2 separate regions of the Mus musculus genome follow, and region 1 is linked to region 2. Evidence: chromatin contacts called from ENCODE Hi-C or POLR2A ChIA-PET data. All regions are on one chromosome and are shown on one strand. Each heading gives the region's core, a stretch centred on a gene start or an enhancer-like site at or near the end of the contact. The rest is flanking DNA. Distances are from core to core; before and after follow the strand shown. Region 1 holds the start of Rbl1 (RB transcriptional corepressor like 1). Region 2 holds the start of Ndrg3 (N-myc downstream regulated gene 3).

What was found. Hi-C counts contacts between places; a loop is a spot of excess contacts on that map. ChIA-PET counts read pairs that join two places held with the same protein, here RNA polymerase II (POLR2A).
Region 1: a map of T-helper 2 cell shows a loop between it and region 2 (2.4-fold over the local background). The contact joins the promoter of Rbl1 here to the promoter of Ndrg3 in region 2. A Hi-C loop is called at or near these places in 1 of 37 maps with a recorded cell type or tissue (T-helper 2 cell). POLR2A ChIA-PET finds 5 or more read pairs at or near these places in 2 of 5 experiments (both embryonic stem cell).

The regions. Positions count from the first base shown.
Region 1 is chr2:157,202,228-157,208,870 of GRCm38, forward strand. It overlaps Rbl1 (RB transcriptional corepressor like 1), which reads right to left and starts at 2,307. Exons shown (of 22, transcript NM_011249.2): 1 at 2,073-2,307. The coding sequence starts at 2,228. It overlaps Mroh8 (maestro heat-like repeat family member 8), which reads right to left. Exons shown (of 25, transcript NM_001039557.4): 25 at 6,321-6,502. It overlaps LOC115489594 (a small nuclear RNA gene), which reads left to right and starts at 6,017; the gene lies at 6,017-6,080.
Region 2 is chr2:156,990,678-156,996,887 of GRCm38, forward strand. It overlaps Ndrg3 (N-myc downstream regulated gene 3), which reads right to left and starts at 1,434. Exons shown (of 16, transcript NM_013865.2): 1 at 1,322-1,434. It overlaps Dsn1 (DSN1 homolog, MIS12 kinetochore complex component), which reads right to left. Exons shown (of 11, transcript NM_025853.3): 10 at 6,056-6,143; 11 at 4,385-5,604. The coding sequence ends at 5,519. It also overlaps the pseudogene Gm14276.

The sequences.
Region 1 (6,643 bases), core at 1,057-3,556, 210 kb after region 2:
TATATTATATACATATAAAAATATATTTTTTATATTTTTTTCAACTGAGATGTCATTAAAATTTCCTTTGAATAGCATATGTGTGTGCGCATGTATGTTCATGCACTCACCCATTCATGTATGCATGAGTGACGGCCAGAGTTAGATGTTGTGTGACTTCATCTATCATTCTCAGCCTGTTAGGACAGTCTCTAACTGAATCCGGAGCAGGCCAGAGCACTCCTGGGGTTTGCCTGTCTTCACCCTTCCATGTCTCATTACCTGTAACCCCCCTGGGTTACAGCCCACACTGCCACTGCACCTGCCTTGTATGTGGCTGCTGGGGATCCAGGGGCTCGGCAAGCACGTTCTCTGCCAGGCCAGCTCTCCAGCTCTCTCATACTTTCAGATTCTCCCCGTTTTCCGGTTATGAACCTTCTTTTGTAGATCACTATCTTTCATTAAGTCTATTCTGCCTTTTGCTGAAAACATGTGAGTTAGTCTCAGGTACTTTTCTCTCATAGGAGTATAGACACGTGTACAACAGTTGCTCCCTATTTCCTACTCCCTGACCAGCAATTATTTCGCTGGCAGTCTGAGTCAGAGGAATCCTATATGTGAATCCTGCCCATGTGTATAATGAAAGCTTTTGTACATCTCAGTTAGATGCTGAAATAGTCTGTCTCCATACCCCCTGGGGGATGGCTCCTGTACTCCAGAAGATAGCAAAATCCAAGGATGTTTAAGTCCCTGATTTAAAATGGCAATGCATTTGCACATAACCTATGATCATCTCTAGATTACTTGATGTAAATGCTATATAAATAACATTACATTGTTTGTGGAATGACAAGTCTGTTCATGCTCAGGACAAATGTAATTTTCCCCAAAGACTCTTGATCTGCTGAATGCATGGACATGAATTCCACACACATGCCAATACAAGTCTACTTCTACACTAAGCTTATGACCAATCTGGGTTTCTATATTAGAGTGACTCTAATTCTCTAAAAAAAAAAAAAAGGATGTTGAGCTGTAACACCACCAAGAAAACAGGTATAGTAGTCACTGTCCTGCTGTAAAGACAAATTTTATATATGTGTGTGTGTGTGTGTGTGTGTGTGTGTGTGTGTAGTCTCAGGTACTTTTCTCTCATAGGAGTATAGACATGTGTACAACAGTTGCTCCCTATTTCCTACTCCCTGACCAGCAATTATTTCGCTGGCAGTCTGAGTCAGAGGAATCCTATATGTGAATCCTGCCCATGTGTATAATGAAAGCTTTTGTACATCTCAGTTAGATGCTGAAATAGTCTGTCTCGATACCCCCTGGGTATATATATATATATGTATACACACACACACACACACATATATATCATTAACATATGTGTGTGTGTTACTGGGAATACCTAATAATGATAACAAGCACCATTTATTTTATTCAGAGCCAGATACCACATCAATCGTTAGAGCAACGGCCTGGCAGAGAGGAACGTGGGGCTGAGAAGAGCTTTGTGTGTGCTGACTTTGATCTATCTAACTACAGTGCATGGTATAAACGAACTAACTGCTACACTCGATTAGGTGGAAGAATGGAGGAGTTAAAGGGCTCAAACTGCTGTACCAGGTTGCATGGCAAACTGCGTCACCTTGGGCGCTAAATTAACTTCTTACCGACCCCACTTTCTCCCTCTGTGGAATGGGGATCCAGTGGTGTTTCAAACGAGTTGGGGAAGACATAATCAAAGGGCTGAGCAGCGATGAGTAATTCATTTTACCGCGGGATCAGGTCTGATCGATTTAACGGCAGCACCGCGCCGTTTGGGGCACTGGGCGGCGCGCAGAAATCAAGTTTGAAAGTTGGGAGCCTAGGGAACCCCCGCAGAACCGGCGGCTCACTTTCCGATCTTCGGTTTCCCGCCTCAATCCAAATGGGTGGGTTGGCCGAGCTACACCCACCCTTCCCTCCCCGCACTCCTCGGAGACCCTCGTAGGTGGGGAACTCCCACCGCCCGATAGGCTTGGGGCGGGGGCGGGCCGGGGGTGGGGCCTGGCGAGGGTCGGGGCCGCCGCCCACCTGCCGCCGCTCACCTCTAGGCTGTAGTTGCCGCGGATGGCCGTGAAGTCATCCAGGGCTTCGGCCGCGCTTCCCTCGTCCAGGTTCAGTTCCTGGCACAGGGCCTGCAGCGCCTCCCTGGCCGCGGCGACCGCCGCCGCCCCCTCGGCGTGGGGCTCGTCCTCGAACATATCCCCCTCCGGCCCGACGGGCGGCGCGACCGGCTTCGGGGTTTTCTTTTCCCTCCCGGCGAGCTACCCACAACCCCCCGCGACAAAGCGCGCGAAAATCGCCTTCTTGAGCTCGCCTTCCCTTCATCGTCTGCCTCCGCTTTTCTTCTCAAAAAGTCCCTTTCTCCTCTGGAGCCCGCAGCAGCCCGTCTCCCGGAATGGGATAAGAAGATGGACCTCGGACTCTAACGGAGATCTAGCTCGGGCCCTGGGTGGGCAGCTGCGGGGCTCCGGGCCGCGGGGACGGACGTGAGAGAGCGGGGCGGAAGGATCCGAGCCGGTGCTGAGGCTGCCGGGACTGTAGCTCGCGCCCCGCGCTCTCCACCGCGGGTTCCCTGGTGTGGGTGACTTGGGACTGCGAGTCCGTTCACGCTAGTGGGAAGCCTTCTCCATGACACTGTCCTGTGGACCCTAGGTTTGTCAGCTCCCCGGCGCGCCTCCAGCCCGCTCTCACTGAGCTTTGACCCTCGATGGAGGTGGAGGCGGGAGCTGCCGAAAGTGGCTTCTTCACGTAGAAGCGCCACGTCAGAGACTCCCAAATCTCGCCAGAAAGGGATGCAGGGACAAGGGTTTGGGGTGACGGGTCTCAGCCTCACTCCCAGGATTCTGGAAACTGTCCCAGTAAATAGTCGTTTCAGGAATAGAGATGGTCCTCGCGCTTACCTGAAAGGTGTTTTTAAAACCTAAACTAGAACCTGATCGTTTTCACTCAGAATCCTGCACGAGATCATTTTTTGTCTTTAAAATACAGAAAAATAATAGCATTCAGATGCACCAGGTAACTCGTAACCTTGGGAATATCAAGCTAGTTCTCAGTCGCAGGAGGCTTTTCTCCGTGTGTGAAAATGCTATTGTGCATATCTTTGCATACCTTGCTCTTCATCATTTAAGTCTAATTTTAACCTTCTCAGGCCATTACTGAGCAGTACATCTATAAGCTGACACCTAACTTCTATTTCATCGTCTCCATTGTACCTTATCTGAAATTGTCATACTTATTGATCAGCTCTTCCAAGAGAGTTGGATGGTAGGATAGAATCGTTTGCCTTCACTGTATTCCCTGATTTGGATTATTTCTCTTCTACACTAAGGACTTGGGGCAGTGTGTTTGAAAATTACAGAGTAGTCCTTGTTTGGATGAAGGAGTCACTAGAGAAGAAAACAGGGACGTCAAGGCAAGTTATGAAGGAGTTCCTATGCCCCACTAAAGCCTCATGGTATACTCAAAGCAGAGATTTTAACATGTTAATGATGATTAATTTGTTTTGGACAAAATCCACTGCTGCGGGTATGGCCTCGTGGAGACTACCAAGTTTGGAGGTAGTAGAGTGTTGTCTTACATGACGTATCGGAAGGAATCGTTGAATTAAAATACAAAGGTGTACTGCTCAAGGAAGAGTCCTGATATAGGGAGATGGAAAGCTCTCTAAATCCCTAATAGGCAAATGACAACAGACCAAAGAAATAGCTCCAGCCTCATCTAGCTTTAGTGAGACGGTGAATTAGTTTACTGGGGTTACATAGAGGAGTAGCAGGGGTGACTCAAAGGCATTGCATCATCAAAAAGCGCATTCTGTCCGGGGTGACAATTGCAAAAGCTGCATCCTTGGAGCTCCCTGCGTGCACTAGCTGAAAAATCTCCCTACGGAGTTTGGAGGATCTTTTGTAGAAATCTATTTATTTATTTTTTGTCTTTATTTACAGAGCCTACTGTGGTAGAAATCCAAGTGTGTCTGAAGAATCTTTTTCTTACAGCCTTAGCTCAATGATAAGCCAGACCTGCTCACTCATGAAACAGAATGGAGAGGCCTGGAAGGTGAAGAGAAAGCAGACAGGACCAAATGTACTAGGTATTTCTGAGCGACTGAGTTAGGAGTGGTGAGAGGTTCCAGTGACATTGGAAATGATGGGAGCTGAAGAGATGGCTTAGCAGATAATAAACAAGCGCTTGCTGCTCTTCAAGGTGATGTGGGTTCAGTTCCCACCACTGACAGGGCAGCTGGCAGCCATTCATAACATCAGTTCCAGAAGATCAGATACCTTCTTCAAGTCTCAGCAGTTACCAGCCACAAACATAGAGTACACACATACATGCTGCAAAACACTGATATACATAAGCTAAAATACATAACCAGATAAGCTTTTAAAAACAAAAACATGTGAATGGGAAATAAGGTTGGGTTTCCCCATTCTGTTCTTCTAAACATAATACTGGAATAGTCTACTGTACATTATCTCAAGATTATCCCATCATTACTTTTTCTGTAAGAAAATTTAATATTAAAACATTCCTAACATCTGAGGTAGTTCAGTAAATGGCAGTCCTCTGTCTCTAAGCGTGTATGTACTTCATTCTATGAATTTTAACCAACAAATATAAATAAACTAGGCATTGTTGTGCTTGATACCATCTATTGGTGGAATTACTCAAAAAAATAAAATTTTACCTTAAGGGAAGGGGATTCCACACGAAATATGAAAAAAAAAATGGTCATTCCGCTTTTTCTGGTCACTTGTAATATAAACTATATCCCCAGGTTAGCCTCTCTAATCAATCCCCTTACATTTTTGGATTTCAAAAAGAGACTTCATTTCTGTTTCTGTGAGAATCTTGCTGTATACCAGTGCCTTACATAGCGTTTGCTAAACAGGTCAGGGTGATCTTGCACTAGTGACAGTTCTCGACGTCACAACTGCTGGAATATAGGCATAAGACACCAAGCCTGGCTTGTTTTCTCACATTTTAAGTACGGAAATTTAAAGATGAATATCTTTCCCTATAGGTTTGTTTCTACCCTGAGAATGGAACAATTCATGAAATCAAATCAAGGACTGAAAAAAAGGTTCACAAATAAATACCAGTTTTTATATAACTTCATTATCTTTACAGTATAGGAGGGACCAAAAATGTACAGTATACTAACTTTGGGAATGAAGTGGCCAGTCTATGAATTTGATAAAATAGTAGAGGCTCAGTAGTACTAAAAGCATATATGGTTGCATGAATGCCAAGTCCTGCATGGCCTTAGAAGGGAGGGTATGACATGGTTTCCCACATCTGGAGCAGAACCAGTAGGACCTGGGCCTCCATGAGTATTGACAGTTATGGGGCATGAGGCTTATTTGTATAATGTATATATTTTGCTTCATGGTCTCCTTCAGGAAATATTCTTTCTGCTAATATTAATGCCTCCATGATAATTAGAAACAGGAGTTTTGAGGCAAAAATAGTAAATGCTGTGACCTTTAGGACAGCCCTTAAGGCTGTGGGAAAGAATTCTGAAAACATGAGTTCAAAAGTATATAATTTCTCAACTATGCAAAATATAAGGATGCAATATGAATTGTATGAGGGGCTTGACAGACCTAAAAGAACAAAGGCAGTGGCACTAATGAGCCAGCTTGTCAGGAAGATACAAAGCAGGCAGATTCCTGAGTTTAACATCAGCTTGGGACAAGCGAATATAGGTCTAGGCATGGTAGGTATGGTAATCTCAGGCCAGGTTCCCACCTAGCTAGCTTATTGTCGGTGCTTACAAAGGCAAGCAGATATCTGAATTCATTTGCAATGTTTCAAAAAAAAAAAAAAAGAAATGAAGTTGTTGTCTAGGAATCAAGGGAATAAGGTCATAGTTTGTTGATTTGTAGAATAATCAAGTAGGAATCTGGAGTAAATGACTAAATTGATATGTAAATAAAAGACTGGGTTTTGGTTTGAAATACTGCTTGGAGAGCAAACAGTACTTTTAGACTTTTTAGAGCTCTTTTAGAATTTTTTCTAGCAGCTTTTCTGACTTTGGTCAGAAAACCCATGAGCTATCCAGAGAGCTTTCAAAATTTTTTTTTCTAGCACAAGAGAACTATCTCTTAACAGACAGCTGTCTATAGAACTATCTGGGGAGCCATCTTAAGCAGAACACAGGGCAATCAGCTTTTACCCACAATTGATTTCATCATTCCTCTCACCACTCCCAAATGCCACTTCCTCAGAACCCTCGACCAAGCCGAGGCACATGAGTTTGTTTGGAGCACACATTTAGCAATGGAGATTGATTGTAGAGCAGATCTGTGTTTATTCCCATTTCCAAGAACAAGCAGATTGGAGAAGAATACAGCAGACTAGTCAAGGATGTGGATGTAGGCGCCAGAATACTTGCATAGTTCTGGCTTTGCCATTTACTAGTTGTGTGACCCAGAGCAAATCACTTTCATGTTTGTTACTTTAGCTTCTCCATCTGCAAAATGAAGGTAATAAAATGAGGTGACTACAAGAATGAAAAGGGTTAATTATATATGTACTTAGAGTTAGGTTCATCATAAACTTTCAGCAAACTGTTACTCATTTTTATTGGATATCTAGAAAAAAGACTAGTTCA
Region 2 (6,210 bases), core at 184-2,683:
TTGTGCTAGTTATTTTGGGGGCAAAAAAAAAAAAAAAATCAACACATTTTTATAGCTGTTCATTTGGAACTCAAATCAAAGGAGGTGTCTTAGATTCTTCACCACCGTGTCAACGCTTTCTCGTTTTATCTTAAAGCCTGAAAATGCTCAAGACCAGCTTTGGAGCAGAGCCAGAAAGTCCCAAAAAGAGGTGATACTGGCTAAATCTGCTCTGTCACCTCCACAAGTCCAGCCAGCCCAGCCAGCCTAGTCCTGACAGCTAGAAAAGAAATGCTAATTATACCTTGGGGGGCTGGGGGGGGGACACCCTGGGGGAGGGGAGTGGGGTTGACGCAGGAGAGGCTTACTGTGTTCTACCAGGGAGCCACAGGGGAGAGCCTCTCAGCTTAAGCCATGAGGCTCCAAGTCTACCTGTGACATGCAGGAGAGCTCTGCAGGGGGAAAAAACGGCTTCGAGAAAAAGAAGGGAGAAAGCACTGGATAGGGAAGCAGCGAGGTACAAAGGTGAACCGATCTTAATAAAACCTTTAGCAAGATCCCTGGCACAAAGCGAGTATTTGGGAGGGAGCCAGTTCACGTTAACATCGCGATTGTTATCACAACAGCATTTCCACCGTACTGACCAGAAGATAATTCTATTCGTAGCCCACTTTTACGACCTTTAAAAGCAACTCTAGATAAATGACAAGTGTATTCCCCACCGCCCCAAATTTAAAGATACAAGGTCAAACCCCACCAGCTCTGGCTGTGAAAGCCCCACCGCCTCTGAGTTAAGAGAGCTGGCCGTGTCACTTGTCAGTTGCATGACCTTGGACGCGACATTTCACCTCTCCGTGCCTCAGTTTCTTTGGCTACAAAGTGGGCTTTAGACAAACCGTGGTCCTGTGGTCCCAGGAGAGAAGAGTGCCTCTGTGGCTTTGGGAAGAAACCCACAGAAGGCGAGTCCAGGCCCCTGTCAAAACTCTCTGGGCTGTGAGGGGCAACGGGGTAGGTGGATGCTCAGCTCTAGGAGCTCCGTGCTCCGCCGTGAGAGGCGGAGAACGGGTGACAGCCTCAGGGGGTTCCAGCGACGGAGGGTGCAGACCTCTGTAGCGACGCCGGACCCCAACAGGTCACACGCTGCCCTCCGCCGACTAGGTACCGGCAGGGGCGCGGGAGGCCGGGCTGAACGCGATAGGCTCGGGGGGCTCAGAGAAGGCCGACCGCGAGGACCCGGGGCTGGTCGCGTGGCCATCGGTCCGCAGCGCACAGAGGAGCGACACCCGGGCGGGCGTACCGCGCGGCGCGCCCTCCGCCCGCTGTGGTAGAGGCGCTCACTCACCTGAAGCGCTAGCGCGGGGCCGTCAATCTACAGCAGCAGCGGCAGCAGCAGCAGCAGCAGCAGCAGCAGCAGCAAGGAGGGGGGGCGCTGCGCAGCGCAGGCGCGCTGAGGATGCCGGGGGTTTACGCATGCGCAACGCGCCTGCTTACGCTAGGAACTACAGACAAAATGGTGGTCAGGCCTACAGAGTCTCTAGCAGCGCCATCTTGGCTGTAGTTTTTCTTCTTGCGGTGTCCCGGAGGCTGTTGCTCAGAACTGCCAGGAGGGGATGTGAAATGTTTTCTCTGCACACCTACCTCTCCCTCATGGTTGAATTATTAGTAAGCTCTTATGGGCCATGACATACTTGTTTTAACAAGGTTTAAAGCTACACTCAAGATCATCTGGCACTCCTGAGCCTCAGGGATTCGATTTCCAGGAATCAAATTCCTAGTCCTCTTCCATCTTTTACAAATGGCAGCCATATTATTTCCTTCTTGAGTAGAACAAGAGAGTTGGTTACTTCACACAAAACAAACAAAAAACGACTGAACATATTATTGACTCAACAATTAAAGATTTTCATTGTTAATTGTGCATATACGAGCATCTGTGCAGGGCAGTGATGTTCATATAAATGTAGCAGATTCCTACTAAAGACAGCTGCAGAATGTTGAAATGGGAGATTACAGACATGAATTCCAGTCCTCTCTACGAACAGTGCACATCTAAACACTAAGTCATCTCTCCAGACTAGAATCAAAACGTTGCCTGCATGTGCTGGCAACTTTTATGTCAATTTGAAATAAAGTAATTTGGGAAGAGAATCTCAGTTGAGAAAAGGCCCCTAGTAAATTGGACTGTGTAGTGTATTTTCTTAGTAATGACTGATAATGGGAGCACCCAGCCTACTATGGGTAGGTGGCCCTGGAGGGGATAACAAAGCAAGCTGAACAAGCCATGAGAGAAGCTGGGAAACAGCACTCCTCTATGGCACAAGGGTCACCATACCTTTGGGAGCTGACTCTTTCACAGGGCTTACATATCAGATATTTATATTTGATTCATAACACTAGCAAATTAGTTATAAAGGAACAACAGATAATTGTGTGTCTGGGGCTCACCTCAACATGAGCAACTTATGTTATTAAAGGGTTGTAGCATTAGGTAGGTTGGCCTATTATCAGTTTCTGCCATCTTCCTTCAGTGAACTGTCTACCTAGAAGGGTAAAATTAAACAAACCCAGGCCAGGCCCAAGCCAATCTGAATGAAGGCAAAACTAGTATTGAAGGCATTTTATTACATGATTTATATTTTTTTTTTTTTAAGATTTATTTATTACATGTAAGTACACTGTAGCTGTCTTCAGACACACCAGAAGAGGGCGTCAGATCTCGTTACAGATGGTTGTGAGCCACCATGTGGTTGCTGGGATTTGAACTCTGGACCTTCGGAAGAGCAGTCGGGTGCTCTTACCCACTGAGCCATCTCACCAGCCCCCACATGATTTATATTTAACTGTTAACAAAGCACTGAACTGCAAGTTTACCCTCAGTACATATTACTGGCTAAATTAGGAAACATTGCCAATGTTCTATAAATGACACAAAAAACAAAGCCTCTCTCATAAAGCTGTGAATAAGCATAAACCATGCTTGGAGCTCAGTACCACTGAGACAGGCCAACACAAACCACTGGCCTAGCAGCTGCTGTGTAGCCCAGAGCCTGCAACTCCTGACTCTAGCTTCTACTTCTTTAGTGCTGAGGTCCAAGTTTTCATGCTTTGTTTTTTAAACGTTCTAGTCATTTTTAAGTTGAAGACATCAAACACATTTTCCATCTTCAAGTTTGAACACTTATAAACAAATGTGATCGGATGTAAGAAAATGGAGGAAGGCACAGTCACCTTTGAGGATGACTGAGCAAAGTGAGATGAAGACATGTTCCAAAGTCTATCTGCTCTTGAAACAACAGTCAGTAATAACATCTTTGATTCTCAAATACAGGCTTTCTTGGAAGCTGTCTGGTTTCCTTCTTCGTTCTACTCTGGACAGTATCATTCTATCTTTGATAACTAGGTGTTAACTGTCTGGGCTTTTCTATGACCACCCCAATTTCCAAATAATGACATGGAGGCATAATTATTTATTTAACCAACTTAATCCACTTTATCTTTTTGTATAGAAAGACTTATGTGTAGCCACAGCTGGAGCCTGGGTCCTCTGAACAGATCTGGTGTGGGTTTTCACAAGGTGATCAGTGAATTCCTGATAAGGAGACTTGTTGAACAGTTTCTTTCCAGAGGTCAGGGGTCAAGTAGCTGTAGGTCATGGAGGGGGCATCAAAGATGGCCTTGACAGAGTTGCCCAAGCTGGCAGCGCAGCCCCTGGCTGAAGTGCAGCAGTCATCTATATTGGCCACCATCAGGGGCTTCTTCAGCACAGTGCAGAGACACTGCTATTGCCTCTGAGGGCAGGGATGAGACGCACCAGCACAGAGCCACAGCAGCCTGTCACCTAGCATGGAACAGTATACAGCTTGCAAACACTGTTGCCCCAATAGCCTCTCTGCACAGGGGTGATGGAGAGCTTGGCCAAAACGATGGTCCCTCAGATGGCAGTGGCTACCTCCTTGGATCACCTAAAGCCAACACCAATGTCACGTGACCACTGTAGTCTCCAATAGTGACAAAAACCTTGAGTCTGGTCCGTTGGCCAGCAGAGTCTGCGTCTGCACTGGCAGGATCTTCAGAACTTCATCCTTTAGGGATGCGCCCAGGAAAGAGTCAATAATCTTGGATTCCTTAATGGGCAGGGAGAACAGGCAGATCTCCAAGGACTTGATCTTCAAGTTCTTAACCAGGCGGCCCTGCTTGGTGATGGGGATCCGTTCCTTGTCTTCAACTTTACCTCCATGATCCTCAAGGTCTCACAGAAGCCACTGCAGCCTCTAATCCTGAGCCCCTGGGTTTTCCCCAAGAAGCAGCTATAGTGATGCTTTTGGCCTCAGCTTAGGCTAGTTCCCCAGCTAGCTCTTAACTTATATTAGCCCATTTATACTATTCTACGTCTGCCAGATGGCTGGTCACCTCTCCTCAGTTTGGGTGAGGTTGACACTTTGGGTGGCAACTCTCCTGTACCTGACTCCTTCCCAGAGTTCCTCTTTCTGGATGTACTACGTTAGTATCCAGCCTTCTGCTACAGGCTACAGGCTTTTTATCTTAACCAGTCACAAGGTGCTTTTTAGGAAGGCAAGGAAGGGCAGAGACACACTGTCACATAGTGTACACTTCAACAACTAGGCAAAACTTGTAAGTTTATTTCTAATCCAGACTTTATGTATCTGCTTGAGTTCTCCATGTGGTATTCCATATGAGATAGTAGCTTTCCCACCTCATTAACTACAGTATACTCATTTTATTAAGTCTTCAACAACAAACTATAACATTGTTCTAGGCTTTTACTCTTTAAACAAATCCTCACAGTGTCCTTACGACATAGATTCTAACATCCATCTAATGTTCGAGATAAGAGGTTAAATAACTCTATCTCAGCCCCAGGAAATGACAACACACGGTTTTTAAATAACACGCCATTCACTAACAGAACTTAAAAAAAATATTAAAAACCCCAAAATATGGGGACTAAAGGTGCAGCTTCTTGAGGGTGCTTCCCTAGCACCCACAAAGCTCTGGGGTCAATTCTTAGGGAGGCAGGGGTAATTCCCAAAGGAAAAAATTAAATTGGCACAGCCTTTTCTTGTCATGAATTTAGATTCCAGGAAGTCAATTCAATATTAAAAACTAAAGCACTCTACAGAGATTAGGACACTTCAGAAAATGGGCATGCTGTAAAGTGTCCACACATACCCGTTATGTGACAACATCCTATAATCCACCTTCAGTCCCACACTCACAAACTTTAGCGTCAGTCTTTTATGGCAACAACCCACCTTGGCCTCTAAAACATTTCCTTGAGGTTGGTTTTAGATGTCTCTGGATTATTTTATGGGATGAAAAGCGCTGACCATGAGGATGTTAGGAGCAACGGACGACTGGTTCTGAAGGCCATTTTGAGCATCGTGCACATCCCGACAAAAAGTGTCCTTAACACACTCTTCTGGATACATACATGCTGTCACTCGGCAACAGTGAAGTGCTGTAGAGCTGGGACATTCCAGCTGACTGCTGTGAGGTAGGGTCCCTGACAGGATCCTCATCACTGCGTGGAAGGTGAGCTCTGGAGGGGGAGCTTGAGCAGTTTCCGAGCAGGTGAAGAGTCTAATTGGTCCATACTTCTCTTCTCTGCAGAGGCAAGAGGCCAAAAGATACATTTCATTAAATTCATACAAAATGTATTGGACAGTGTGCCAGACAGTGAAGGGTAGTAAATGACACATGAAGTCTTTGTCCTCAAGGAGATGGCAGTCTAGCAGGAAAGCTAGCACGGTGTGACAAATAAGACAGTGGCTGGAGGAACCACTGTCCCATAGCCAGGAAAGCTATAGGAGAGCATCCACAGCTTGACTTCATGTATCCTTGAAAACTAAAGCTATCAAAAAACACTGGGTAGCTTCATGGAGTGCATCTATGGAATCTACATCGAGGCATTTCCTGTCATCAATATTTGACTTCCTACGGGAAGTATAACAAGTCTAAGGACTTCTGTCTGGAAAGGCAGTTTGCATCTCAAAGGTTATCTATCCATCAGATAGAGCCAACCCTCAGCCGTGGTCCCCTCAAAGGATGCACTTACTGAGCTGTACTGACACCTTCTGGAGGTACTGAGTACTCTCATCCATGAGGGCTTGCAGCTGCTTCACTGATCCTTGGAGCTCATCCATCTGCAGAGGAAAGGTCAGCATGAGCAGCAGTACTCTCTGACTCCCCGCACTACCAAACAAGCTCCTG